2 separate regions of the Homo sapiens genome follow, and region 2 is linked to region 1. A link is a contact called in ENCODE Hi-C or POLR2A ChIA-PET data. All regions are on one chromosome and are shown on one strand. The core of a region is the stretch at or near the end of the contact, and the rest is flanking DNA. Distances in the headings are between cores, read along the strand shown. Region 1 overlaps LOC124904933 (a long non-coding RNA gene). Region 2 has its middle 51 kb from the start of CYP24A1.

Evidence for each region. A loop is a pair of places that touch in the nucleus more often than their neighbours do. ChIA-PET counts read pairs that join two places held with the same protein, here RNA polymerase II (POLR2A). Pooled maps may share reads with other maps.
Region 2: a loop to region 1 is called in a map of PC-9, with 4 times the contacts of the local background. The contact joins two enhancer-like sites. A Hi-C loop is called at or near these places in 1 of 168 maps with a recorded cell type or tissue (PC-9) and 1 of 50 pooled maps. POLR2A ChIA-PET finds 5 or more read pairs at or near these places in 1 of 52 experiments (HepG2).

What each region holds. Positions count from the first base shown.
Region 1 is chr20:53,737,291-53,743,718 of GRCh38, forward strand. LOC124904933 (a long non-coding RNA gene) reads left to right here. Exons shown (of 2, transcript XR_007067660.1): 1 at 1-1,568; 2 at 3,114-4,510. Among named protein-coding and RNA genes, the nearest start is that of ZNF217, 150 kb to the left of the region's middle. RefSeq lists enhancers at 1-101, 102-1,005 and a silencer at 3,280-3,574. Within about 2 kb of position 3,206, at least 9 of the 41 ENCODE cell types and tissues checked have a DNase peak (open chromatin) inside an H3K27ac peak, as active enhancers do.
Region 2 is chr20:54,120,076-54,126,218 of GRCh38, forward strand. No RefSeq gene overlaps it. Among named protein-coding and RNA genes, the nearest start is that of CYP24A1, 51 kb to the right of the region's middle. RefSeq lists an enhancer at 3,479-4,284. Within about 2 kb of position 3,561, at least 18 of the 41 ENCODE cell types and tissues checked have a DNase peak (open chromatin) inside an H3K27ac peak, as active enhancers do.

The DNA.
Region 1 (6,428 bases), core at 1,956-4,455:
GACATTTCTCAAATACAGCAGCAGACCTCAATACTTTTTACAAAAATCACCAAAAGCTAATCAACAACAGGCAGATAGCCCATGTCAGCCGTTGTTTCATGTGCTATTTCAGCTCCGTGTGTATTTTTTCACCCTCCCAGATGAAAATACAGTAATTAACTCCATACAGAGGGGGGATGGAGGGAGGAAACTCCCTTTTTTTTTTCCCTTCCCCTAGACTTGAAAAGAAATTCTGGCAGATAATTTGGCTGAACATGAAAAGGGAGAGGCTGCTTACAGCCGCCCAGATAAAGTGCTAGGTTGGTGAGGCTTTGCGGGCTAAGTTGGTTATTTCACGCCATGAAAAGCAGACATTTATCTGTTCCCATGGAGATGTGATTTCTACTAGTCAATCAGGCACTGGGGAGGTCAGACAATAGCCAGTGGTTCCCTTTTTCATCTCAAGAGACAGTCCATTCCTGTTCTATTGTAACATTTCACCTACATTTAAAGGAATCTAAATGATCTCTCCGAAATACCTGCAGACGCAGCCATTATATTTTCAAGTGATCAAAATTAGCAGACATTCCAGCTGCCTCAGAGGTAGACGGGGCGTGCCCCCCACCCCCCAGTTTCAGATCATAGGTTGTTCCAGCACCATCCTTATTTGGATAATTTTGGCTTCCACACTTGATCCTTCCCTCCTGAATAAAATAATAAGGTCATAAATTACATGTTAAAATTTGGGGAGTGGGCAGAGGACTTCAAACAGAACATCGCGGGAGCAAGAGAACGCTGCCCAGAAGAGAGCAAAGCCCAGAACTACTGCAAGTTTGATAAACTGTAAACTTTGTTCCCGGTCACAGGACTGGGAACCGCCTGAAAACTGCACATGCAGAAATGATTAGGGCTGTTATTTGATCTTCAGTGTTTGCTATCAATCCCAGAAAGCAGATCATGTCTATTTGCCAAATATGTTTATTTCAGTAGGTGAATTGCAGTGTAAGCACCTAGAAACTAGGATTCACATAAGGACTTTGAAAATGATCTCCGAAGTGTCTCTTTTTCCCGCATCATTTTCACACATGCCTAAGGCAGAAGAAAACGTAACGGGGGTGGGGGGCCTTCTTCGAGCTAATTGAGAAGCAAGAGGCTATTTCCATGGGATCCCATTTGAAAACGCTGTCTGAGAGGCTTTTCCAACTCTCAGAGCATATTTGAGACGCAGACTGTCAAATGTGACTTACACAGAAGGCCGTTCACAGGATGGCAGCGTAACAGAAAACAGCAGACAGGCAAGGCCATTAAGTAACTTCATGCTTGTTAATGGGAGTCACTCAAGTGCAGCTCAACTGCGCAAGGCAGGAAAGTAAACACAAATACGACTCCTGGTTTGCCACAAGCCCGGCCTCTGTAGTGAGAGAGCTGTGACTGCGTTTCCAGCTCCTTGAAGGCAGAGAGACTCCTGCCTTTCGGGGCGGGCGGGCTGGAACAAAGACACCAACGGGGCCACCTCGGAAAGTCTTTTTGAGCAGTTTCAGCAAATAGCATTTAAGGGAAGGGAAAAAAACTCCAATGTACTCAATAAGGTACAGTATAATATCCCATTATTGAGGAGCCAAAAAGCAGGGATTTACCGCAAACGTTTTTGGGAGCTCGATTTCTCTGGAAAGACAGGGCACGCATTTCTCATGTATCGTGGGCCAGTATTTGACCATTTCCTGTGACCATTTCTTTACATAATTTTCTCAGTTTAGTTTTTAAAAATTAAAATAGAAGTCATACCTAATCTCTTTAAAACGTTCAAACAGTATAAAATTAAGGTAAAGGAGTTGAAGTTCCTCATTCCTTTTGCTCACTCCCACGCAGCTCATGATCTCACCAGAGATAGCTAATAACTACTTTTTAACAGTGTGAAACATATTTTCCAGACGTTTTCCATAAAATGCACATATACAAATACACATGCTTTGTTTTAAATACACCACTGGTATCATATTTATAGACACTGTTATACAACTTGCTTTTTTCACTTTGAGTATCGATCATGGACAATTTCCAATGTAGGTATTTTTCTAGTGAGCTATAAATTTTGGGGAACCATGTCATACATGCTCCTGGGGAAAATTCAAATTATAGGGCTTGTGGGGAAGGGTGGGTCTCCCTCCTCCCCCGCAGACAATGACTATTAGCAGTTTGTAGTGTCTCATGCCAGAAATAGTCCACGCATAGATCAGCATATATGCATATCGAACGCTCACACCTTTCTTTGTCTTTACACAAGTATCTTTCAGCTTGCATTTTCCACTTAAATCTCTTGGACAGCACTCTGTGTTAGAAAAACTTGATGTTTTAAGTGGTGGCATAGTATTTCTTTAAATGGTATTCCTTAATGTATTTCACTTGCCCTTTTTCACAGACTTTTTGGTGGCTTTCAGTGTTTGCTTCTACAAACAGTGCTACAATAAGTAGTCTGGTGTGTACCCAGTGATTCTCTGCTCAAACACACTCACTCCTTTCTGAAAGCGACTCCTATTACACCACACCTGTCCTAAAGTTGCTGTAATCCAAAGAAAAATGGATCGAATTAACTTTTTTTTTAAAACGAGGGTTTTAAGCAGAACATTATTAACCCATTAAAAATCTGTGATAATAAACTCGTGCCCTTTCCTGTGGTTTTTAGTCTCTCCTTCAGCTTGAGAGTAAGAGATTCATGAAAATGAAAAGAAAAAGTCTATCCCATCCTCACCTCCTCATCCCCTATCAGCCATGTCAAGATCACTACATAGCATCCCATGCCTGCTTATTACAAATGCATACTTCACACTGAGTAATTCCTTTCCATCTACTCCTTTCATCTTGGGCTCAGAGAAAGATCGCAGCTCACGCTTACAACTTAGGTGCAGACTTCTGCTCTTTTTTTGTGTGCAGGAGTAAAGCCACTGGGGATTTAGAACAAAGTGTGTCCTTGGAAAGAAGTGGGTAGAATTTTGTGTGTGCAGTAGGTGGGGGAGGGAACCCCCTCCCGAGGGAGGAGTTCGATTTCATTATACAGTTGGAAACCCGGTGAAATCATGTATACGACTGGATCTTTTCGCTCAGCGAGTGAGGTCTTTTTGTTCTTTGTCTTGCAGTGTGTACAGCAAATTTCTGTTGTGCCTGGGAAGAAGGAAATTTGAGTTAAAGAGGAGGCCCGCTCCATATGCCTTGTCACAAGTACACTCACTGAAACATTAATTCACGAAGAGATTGCAACAAGACCAAAACGAAAGAGGAACAGGGCCTGACAATGTTCAGAGAAGGAAAACCGAAGAAGTAACCATCCCCAAGTTAAAAATGACGTGGGGATGAAAAAATAGGTTGCCTGTTGTATTTGTCATTGAAATGCACAATCTTGTTTACTGTTTATCTTGAGACTCTGGGAGCTCTCCTGCTGCTTAGGAAAAAAGAGGCAAAGGTTTAGGAAGAAATGCTAGTCATAAGAAAGAGAGGCATTAGAAACCCTAGAGAGAATGGGAGGTGTAAATAGTATGTGGGCATTTGGCAATCACCACAAAGAAATGGGAGACAAAGGCAAGTGTCTGATGCCAGAAATCCTAAAAACTTGAGTGGAAAACCCAGACACAATAAAAATGTCCAAAAGAAAAAAAAGGCAAAATCCCATGAGATCTTTTTTTTTCTCTGTGATGTTACCTAATGGAGAAAATAAAGGTGGGTTTTGCCACAGTGATCATGGTGCCGTATCCTAAAGGAAGTAGCTTCATGATAAGCCTTCAGAGGCTCTCTCCAGGCCAGCCCCAGCCTTAGGACAAAATGGGACAATCTTGGGGGACAATTTCTTTCTCCAAAAAGGGGATGAGATTGGGCAGAAGAAACACTTGCAGGGCAGAGTTATTATCTCTCTCCCCGAAGAGTTTAATCAATTGTGGTCATTTACAGATCTCTGTCGTTGTCCTTTTCTCTCTCCCTCTTTCTTTTTCTTTCTTTCTTTCTTTCTTTCTTTCTTTCTTTCTTTCTTTCTTTCTTTTTCTTTCTTCTTTCTTTCTTTTTCTTTCTCTCTCTTTCTTTTTTTCTTTTCTTCTTTCTTTCTGATGACTTTGCCTTGAAAGGAATTGCTTAGGAAAGAGGGAAAAGGCATTTTTAGTCAAAAGCTAAGCTAAGATCAAATTAAATCGGGCAATGGAAACCTCCTCTGGAGGCTGTGCAGTAGAGTGTGACACCTCCTAATTTCATGACTTGGGCAGATTGCTTCATTTTCCTACTGTAAAAAAAAGGAAAACGATAATAACAGGTAATGTTTATTGAACTCCTACATGGAATAAGTATTTTATACACAGATCCATTTCACCCTCTGAATCTAATGAGGTAGTATAATTATTATCTCCGTTTTATAGATGAGTGGAGGCTCAGATCACCCAGCTAGAAAATGGAGATAGAATATAATTCTAGATCAGGGGTTAGCAATGACCGCCTGAGGGCCAAATTCTGCTCAGTATGTGTTTTTGTAAATAAAGTTTTATTGGAACCTAGACTTATTTGCTTATATATGGCCTGTGGCTGTTTTTCAGCTGTAATAGCAGACACTGTATGACCCATGAAACCCAAAAATTTACTCTTTACAAAAACCTTTACAGATTTTTGATCTAGATTATCCTAGCCCGTGCTCTTAATCTCACATATGTCCTGCTCCAAAAATACCTTTTTTTTTTTTTTTTTTGAGGTGATGTCTCCCTCTGTAGCCCAGGCCGGAGTGCAGTGGTGTGATCTTAGCTCACTGCATCTCCACCTCCCAGGTTCAAGCCATTCTTGTGCCTCAGCCTCCCAAGTAGCTGGGACTACAGGCCTGTACCACCACGCCCGGCTAATTTTTGTCTTTTTGGTAGAGATGGGGTTTCTCCATGTTGGCCAGGCTGGTCTCGAACTCCTGACCTCAAGTGATCCACCAGCCGCGGCCTCCCACAGTGCTGGGATTACAGGTGTGAGCCACCACGCCTGGCTAGAAAAATGCCTCATTTTAAAAATGTGATGCTGACCAGGAAAAACAAAACTAAAATGTCAAAAGTAATAATAGTTATTAGATAACTGAATCTATTAGGGGTCCAGGAAAATTAAAAACAAAACAAAGTTTTTAAAATTTGTGTTCCCCCTTTCTCCTTTTTTTCCGCCAAAACTTGAAAATGTTTATATCCTGAATTTACAACAAAGGAAAAACCTTTTCTGCCTCATCAGCTTTATTGAAACTACATATAAATGCTTATCTAAAAACCAAAAGTATATGCTAGGGAAATTTCCAAAATAATGAAAAAAATGGTTTTCCAGAAGACAAACATTATTTTTCATATATATTATTTTATTTATTTATTTATTCCGATAAGCATTTTGCACTTATTTATTTATTTATTGACACAGGGTCTCACTCTGTTGCCCAGGCTGGAGTGCAGTGGCAAAATCATGGCTCACTACAGCCTCGACCTCCTGGGCTTAAGTGATCCTCCTGCCTCAGCCTCTGGAGTAGCTGGGACTACAGACATGCACATCACCCCACCTCACATATATGTTATTGGCAAAATTGCAAGTAGAATACATTGTTAAAGTAAGAAGCTTCCATGTTTGAATGTGATATTTACAGATAGGTAAACTGGGGATTGGCTCTTGGAAATTGATTCGTGTTGCCATGTGAGCTAAATTGCTGTTTTCAGTGTTCTAATATGGCTTAATTTTTCATGGGTTTCCAGGATCGATGAATGTAGCCACATAACATATCCAGGTTTTAAAAATGTTAGTGAACAAGATTAATAATAGTATCTTCTGTCTGGGCACACTGGCTCACGCCTGTAATCCTAGCACTTTGGCGGCTGAGATGGGAGGATTTCTTGAGGCCAGGAGTTCGAGACCAGCCTGGTCAATAGAGTGAGACTCCTTCTCTATTTATAAAAAGAAAATTTAAGGCCGGGCATGGTGGCTCACACCTATTATCCCAGCACTTTGGGAGGCCGGGGCAGGCAGATCACTTGAGGTCAGGAGTTTGAGACCAGCCTGGCCAACATGGCAAAACCTGTCTCTACTAAAATATAAAAATTAGCTGGGCATGGGGTGGCACATGCCTGTGATCCCAGCTACTTGGGAGGTTGAGGCGGGAGAATCGCTTGAACCCAGGTGGTGGAGGTTGCAGTGAGCCAAGATCGTGCCATTGCACTCCAGCCTGGGCGACAAGAGTGAGACTCTGTCTCGAAAATAAAAAATAAAATATAAAATATAAAAATAAAAATAAATAATATCTTCTGTGTTTCCAAAATTCCAGGCCCCTTGCTCTGAGTTCTGAATATTCTATGCCAAGCCTTCCTGATAACTCTATAAGGCAGATGTCATTTTCATTTTCTAGATAAGAACGAGGCCCAGGTACACCAGGTGCCTCATCTAATACATGGCTGAATGACCTCAAATCCCAT
Region 2 (6,143 bases), core at 2,311-4,810, 380 kb after region 1:
TCTCATTTTATCATCTGTAAAATGGGAATAATACTAGAATGCACGTTTACCACCAGGATGTGGGTACTGAATGCGAATTAGATTTGCATCTCATTGTTAAAGTGCGGTGGCATTTCAAACCCAAACGGGAACTTGCAGATCAGATTCCAGTGCTTTCTGGAGCTAGAAAAATGGTATATATGGGCAAACGAGCCAGGTGGGGCCTGTGGCAGACTGGAGAGCTCAGACCCATCTCAAGGGGAAGCTGCTTGGCCAATTCTTGCCATCTGGGGATGTGGCCCATGTCAGACACATCTCCCATTTTAAACAGTAGTTAGGAATCTGGATTGTTTGTGAAATGTCTCATTTATGTTTTTAATCTTAGTAATAGATTCCAATTTTTGAAACTACAAACTGGGGCTGAATGATACATGCCTGTAAACTGGACAAGGCCCAGGTGGTCACCAGTTCATGGCCTGCTCTGAACAGAAGGCGAGTGTCTAGACAGTGTCTTCCTGTCTTATAGGTGCCCTGGTGGCATCTGTAGACATATCTGTAGTCCAACAGGGCTAAGTTCTTACAGATCAGGTTAGAATATTAATTTAGTGATATAGCTCATATAAGAAAATAAGAATTTTTTAATCAGTTGGGTCCTGGACATCGTGACTGGCAATGTCAGTCTGGAAACCGAAGATGTCACCAGGAAGAAAGGACAAAGATGTGTGAGGGATGGAGCAGGGAATAGACTGATTTTTTTTTTTTATGGAAAAGAATAAAAGAGGATGAAATAGAAGAACAAAAGATTCAGACATGCAAATCATAGTATTCTAGAGAAATTTCTAGGCCCAGAAATCATGAGGAAAATAATGTTAGTTTCTTTTTCCACCCTTTCCAATGAGATTTTTCATGAGGGTAGGAAAGTACTTCTCTTATAGAATTTTACAGCTGAATAGAACTAAAGAGACCTTTAGTTTTCAAGTTAAAACATTTTTTTTTAAAGTAAATAAAATAAGAACTGCAGTGAAGAAATGACTGGTCCATAGCCATGGCACATATGAAAATTCCAAATGTGTATGAGGTAAAGCTAGGGCTTTGCATGAGTGAGATAGACCAGGTGGGAGGTTCTACGGAATGGTGGAAACAGGCAAACAAGCCAAGGGTCTGGCCCGTCCAAGGGGGCTTTGTTACTCAGCTGTAGCCAGCTGTGCTAAGCAGAAAGTGGGCCCACCATAGACAGATCTAACTTTTTTTTTTTTTTTTTGGGATGGAGTCTCACTCTGATGCCCATGCTGGAGTACACTGGTGTGATCTTGGCTCACTGCACTCTCCATCTACCAGGTTCAAACAATTCTTCTGCCTCAGCCTCCCAAGTAGCTGAGAATACAGGTGCGCACCACCACGCCCAGCTAATTTTTGTATTTTTAGTAGAGACGGGGTTTCACCATGTTGGCCAGGCTGGTCTCAAACTCCGGACCTTAGGTGATCCACCCACCTGGGCCTCCCTAAGTGCTGGGATTACAGGCATGAGCCACTGCGCCCGACTGGCAACAGGTCTAACTTTTGAAGGCAAGAGAAAAATATCAACTTTGAGAATGCACTCCCTCAATTTTTAAAAGTTGTCAACAAATTCAAAAGTTTAAAACACATCATGCAAGCCAAAAAAGCCCATGTGAGGTCCACATTTGGCTGGGAACCTGCCAGTCTGTGACTTGCATTAAAGAATCTTCCAGCATCCCACACATTTTCTGACAAGGTAGTTCTCACCTCACTTCCTGTCAATGTTTACCTAAGTAAGGAATGCTTAGTGTGATCATTTTCTTAACTCTTTATCCTGAAGAAGGACCTTCAGTAAAGACAATATTTTAATATTTTACTTCGGTTTCCTATATTTTACTTTGGTTGCCTCCATTATTCACCAATTTGTGCTTGTTCAGCCAGAAATTCAGGAACCACAGGAAAGCTGTTGACTAAAGAAAACCTTAAACTTTCATCCCAGTTCTGTTCACTGTTTTTTATTAAAGAGTTTTCTTTTTATAGTAAACTAAAGAGAGGATGTTCAGAGTCCAGGTTCATGAGCTGCAGGGCTTTTTTTTTTTTTTTTTTTTTTTTTGCTCAGCAGAACCCCAAAAATAGAATTGCAAAAATACAATTTGGTAAATCTTTAATGCCCAAATACTACTCCTTCCCCTAACTAAGTCAGCCACTGGAACCATTTCTGCCTCTGCACATGACACTGACCAGGAGGCTAAGCCCATTATTTATGCACGGCTGATTTTATTTCTCAATTCATTTTGAGCATCTTTAATGCAAAACAACAAGAAAAACAGCAGCAAAACACCCAGCCTGATTATAAGCCTTTTCTCCTGACTTTTAATGCAAACTTGAAGAATGAGCCAGAGATGACTCATAAACTCATGAACTTCAGTTTCTGGTGAAGACCATCATTTAAGACAAAGTCAGTTCCCCAGACTGTGGGTTTCCCTATTTAGTGAACAAACATGTTTACTTTAAAATGCTAATCAAAAAAGTCCTTGAACAGACATTGTCTTCCCCAAAATTACTAAAATAGTTACCATGTTTCAAATTATTTAGAATAGGAAACTAAATTATAATAAAATAATTGAGGATAGAAATCTAACTGATTTTTCACCTATTAAAATTTGGGTCACAAATTATACACACACATATACACACACACGCACCTACACACACATGCATACACATCTCCAAAACACAAGATAGTAAGCACGGGAAAATTTGCCAAATGTCCTAGTGGATTGATCAACAAACAGCCCAGGTAATTCTGCATTTCTTCTTGGTCGAAGTCACTTTTTCTTCCCAACTTCTCACTCAGACTAGGTACAACTAAAATGTAGATAAGTAAGTCACTTTATCTGTGTTTTATTTAAGCAGTACGGTGGTTAGGTGCATGAATGCTACAGCCAGCATGCCTGGTTCGGATTCCTGGTTATGCCACTGTTATTGGTAGCTTAATGTGGAGTTGGTAAGACGGGGATGTGGAAATAGCAGTGTCAATTCGTAACTTGCTTAGGAGGATTAAATGAATGTATAGAACATTGCCTGGCCCTGTGTACAAATTCAAGACTTTGAGCTCAGTTAGTCTGGAGAGCTAGCAGATTCTTAACCTTTGAATCCCCAGCTAAAAACCCTGTCCTGACGAACGTTCATGCACATTTTGACGGCCTTTCAGAGATGCTCAGGCCTTCTCTGCCTCCCTTACTCCCCAGGCTAAGGTCCTCTACTCTAGAAAACACCTAAAGGAACCTGGGGATGTGAGTTACATATGAAAACCACTTTAGTCCTCCTAAGGACACCATACATATTTTCTGAGCCATGGCAAAATCAATAGGTAAACAGGTATTGTTAGAGGGAACTAGGCCTGGTTCCTTTTTCAATGGGGTTTGAAAGTTGTATTTTGTTTATTAGGAAGGAAAGAAGTGGACCTTTCCAGTGGGTGATTCATCATCTGGTTCCTTCAGGGGAAGAGAGGGAGTGACTAGAGAGGATTGATGTCCAGCCTGGGGCCTGCTTTGCTCAACAGGGACCTCATGAAGGCAGGCTTCTTCCTCCTGACATTTCCAGCACTCCTCACGGGCACTCTGGAGAGGGATCTCTGAATCATCGCTGTGTCTAGACACATCAAAGGGCAAGCTGCCTGTTTCTCAGGCTCACCAAACCCAGTCAGGAGCACTAACGTGGCAGGTCTCCCTCTGAATCACTCAGACCAGAGGGAGGGCGCTGAGAGGTGAGCAGGTTCACCCGGCTGTATTCGCTCTTGGGCGAGGGCAACATTCCTCCCTGGGGAATGCAAAGTCATGTTGCCTCTTGCCAAAGCCAGTCAGGTAAGGAGACACTGTTGATTTTGTCTCTGCTTCCTGGTGCCAGAGCAGACCAAGCAGGGCTTTGAAGATGTTGATTAGACGTAAGCCTTGACGAGGAATGTGACTGTCATTCAACAGTGTAGGCACTCAGTAAATACCCGGGGCATGAATTCAAGGGAACGCTACCTTGCAAAATGGGCCACTCACTTCAGACAAGTAATTGAAAGAAACATTTAAAAATTCCAAGAGCAGGAAAGATAAAATAATTGCTTTGGGTTGCTCTTCGGAAGCCTAATGCAACATACAGTTAAGTTTTAGACTTCCTGACTATTCTTCACAAATTTCTTTTCTTCAAACTCATGTTGTTCTTATATCTGAATGTTCTACTGCATACTCTAATAGATTTGATTTCAACCACATCCCACACAAAATCATATTTACACACACACACACACATACATATACACATATGTATATGTATGCAGTTGATTATGGACATAGTTTTCTGCTTTGCAGATACTTTATTAAACATCTATTATATGTGATATTGATATTTCCTTTTCACATGTTAGAAATATTTTGTTTTCCGGTCTCAACCATTTTTTTTTTTTGAAACGGAGTCTTGCTCTGTCACCCAGGCTGGAGTGCAGTGGCACGATCTCGGCTCACTGCAGCCTCTGTCTCCCGGGTTGAAGCGATTCTCCTGCCTCAGTCTCCCAAGTAGCTAGTATTACAGGTGCCCGCTTGGCTAATTTTTTTATTTTATTTTTATTAGAGATGGAGTTTCATCGTGTTGGCCAGGCTGGTTTTGAACTCCTGACCTCAAGTGATCCGCCCACCTCGGCCTCCCAAAGTGCTAGGATTACAGGCGTGAGCCACCCCGCCAGGCCAGGTCTTAACCATTTTTGTAGGCCCTGTGAAATTCTGATCCTGAATTAAATAGCCCTAAGATTGTAGAAATGAATAACCTTTAATGGAGTGTATGCTTTTTATGGCCTCATCAATAAATGAATTTATTCCTGACGTTCTTCTAAGGCTAATCACTCCAAAGGATTTCAGAGTTTATCTACTTGAGGTTATTTACTTGATACATTGAGGTGGTTCCATCCTGTAACTGGTTAAGTGGATAGTGTACTGTTTGGGGCTGTTGAAGGGAGGAATGTAGCTTTCATTTTCTAAGCACCGCAAGAGAAATGGAGAGGAGGTCCTGTGTGTGCCCTGAGATCCCGAAAGGGGAATTATGAACTGCGAGGAGCATGTGCTTCAAATCGTTTGCAAATTTGGGCCAATGAGATGCTCTTTAAAATGTCATCCTCAAAAGAGGGCATCCCATTCATGGGTCTCTGTATGAGCAGCCCTAAAAAGCAAAGAGCCAGCATGGTAGCTCCTGCCTGTAATCCCAGCACTTGACGAGGCTGAGGTGGGAGGATCGCTTGAGCCCAGGAGTTCAAGGCCAGCATGGGCAACATAGTGAGACCCCATCTCTACACAAAACTTAAAAATTAGCAGGGCATGGTGGAGTGCACCTGTAGTCCCAGCTACCTTAGGAGGCTGAGGCAGGAGGCTCCCTTGAGCCCAGGAGGTCGAGGCTGCAGTGAGCTGTGATTGTGCCGCTGCACTCCAGCCTGGGCAACACAGCAAGACCTTGTCTCAAAGAAAAAGAGCAGACTTTCATTTCTAATTGGAACAAAAGCCCCTCTAAAGGCGCTGACAGCTCCTTGTAGGACTCCTGGTTGGGTGATGTTGGAAGACCAGCATTCTCCTGAGGCAGGAACTGTGTCTGCTTTTCTGTCCATATTACACTCCCCACAATAAGCACAGTGCACGGCACATAGTAGGTGCTCAATAAATCCTTTTATTTACCACTTGTCTGGAGTAAAGCATTATAATGTAGTCATTACACGTGTGGCTTCGGAGCCTGACTGCTGGGGTCTGAGCCCCAGCTCTGCCACTTACCTACTGTGTATCTTTGGGTAGGTTACTTCTGCCTCTGTCTTGGTTTCCTCATCTGTAAAAGGGGGATAATGAAAGTACCTACTTCAGTGGATGATTACACTTCCTTCACATGCATTTACGAGTTTTCTGAACATATAATCCTGTTGAGATCCATGTGGACTTGATGATTCTAATTATTTGTCATGCATTACACTCTTCATGCTTTTGGAGTTAGAATGTATATATATATTTATAATAATTTTATTTTCTTCTTAATAAATAGTGCGGACATTTGGATCAAGGAAAAGGAGTGTGTGTGTGTGTGTGTGTGTGTGTATAATTTTTAAAAATTGCTGGTAAGATGTGTCAAGCTAAGATTTAACAATC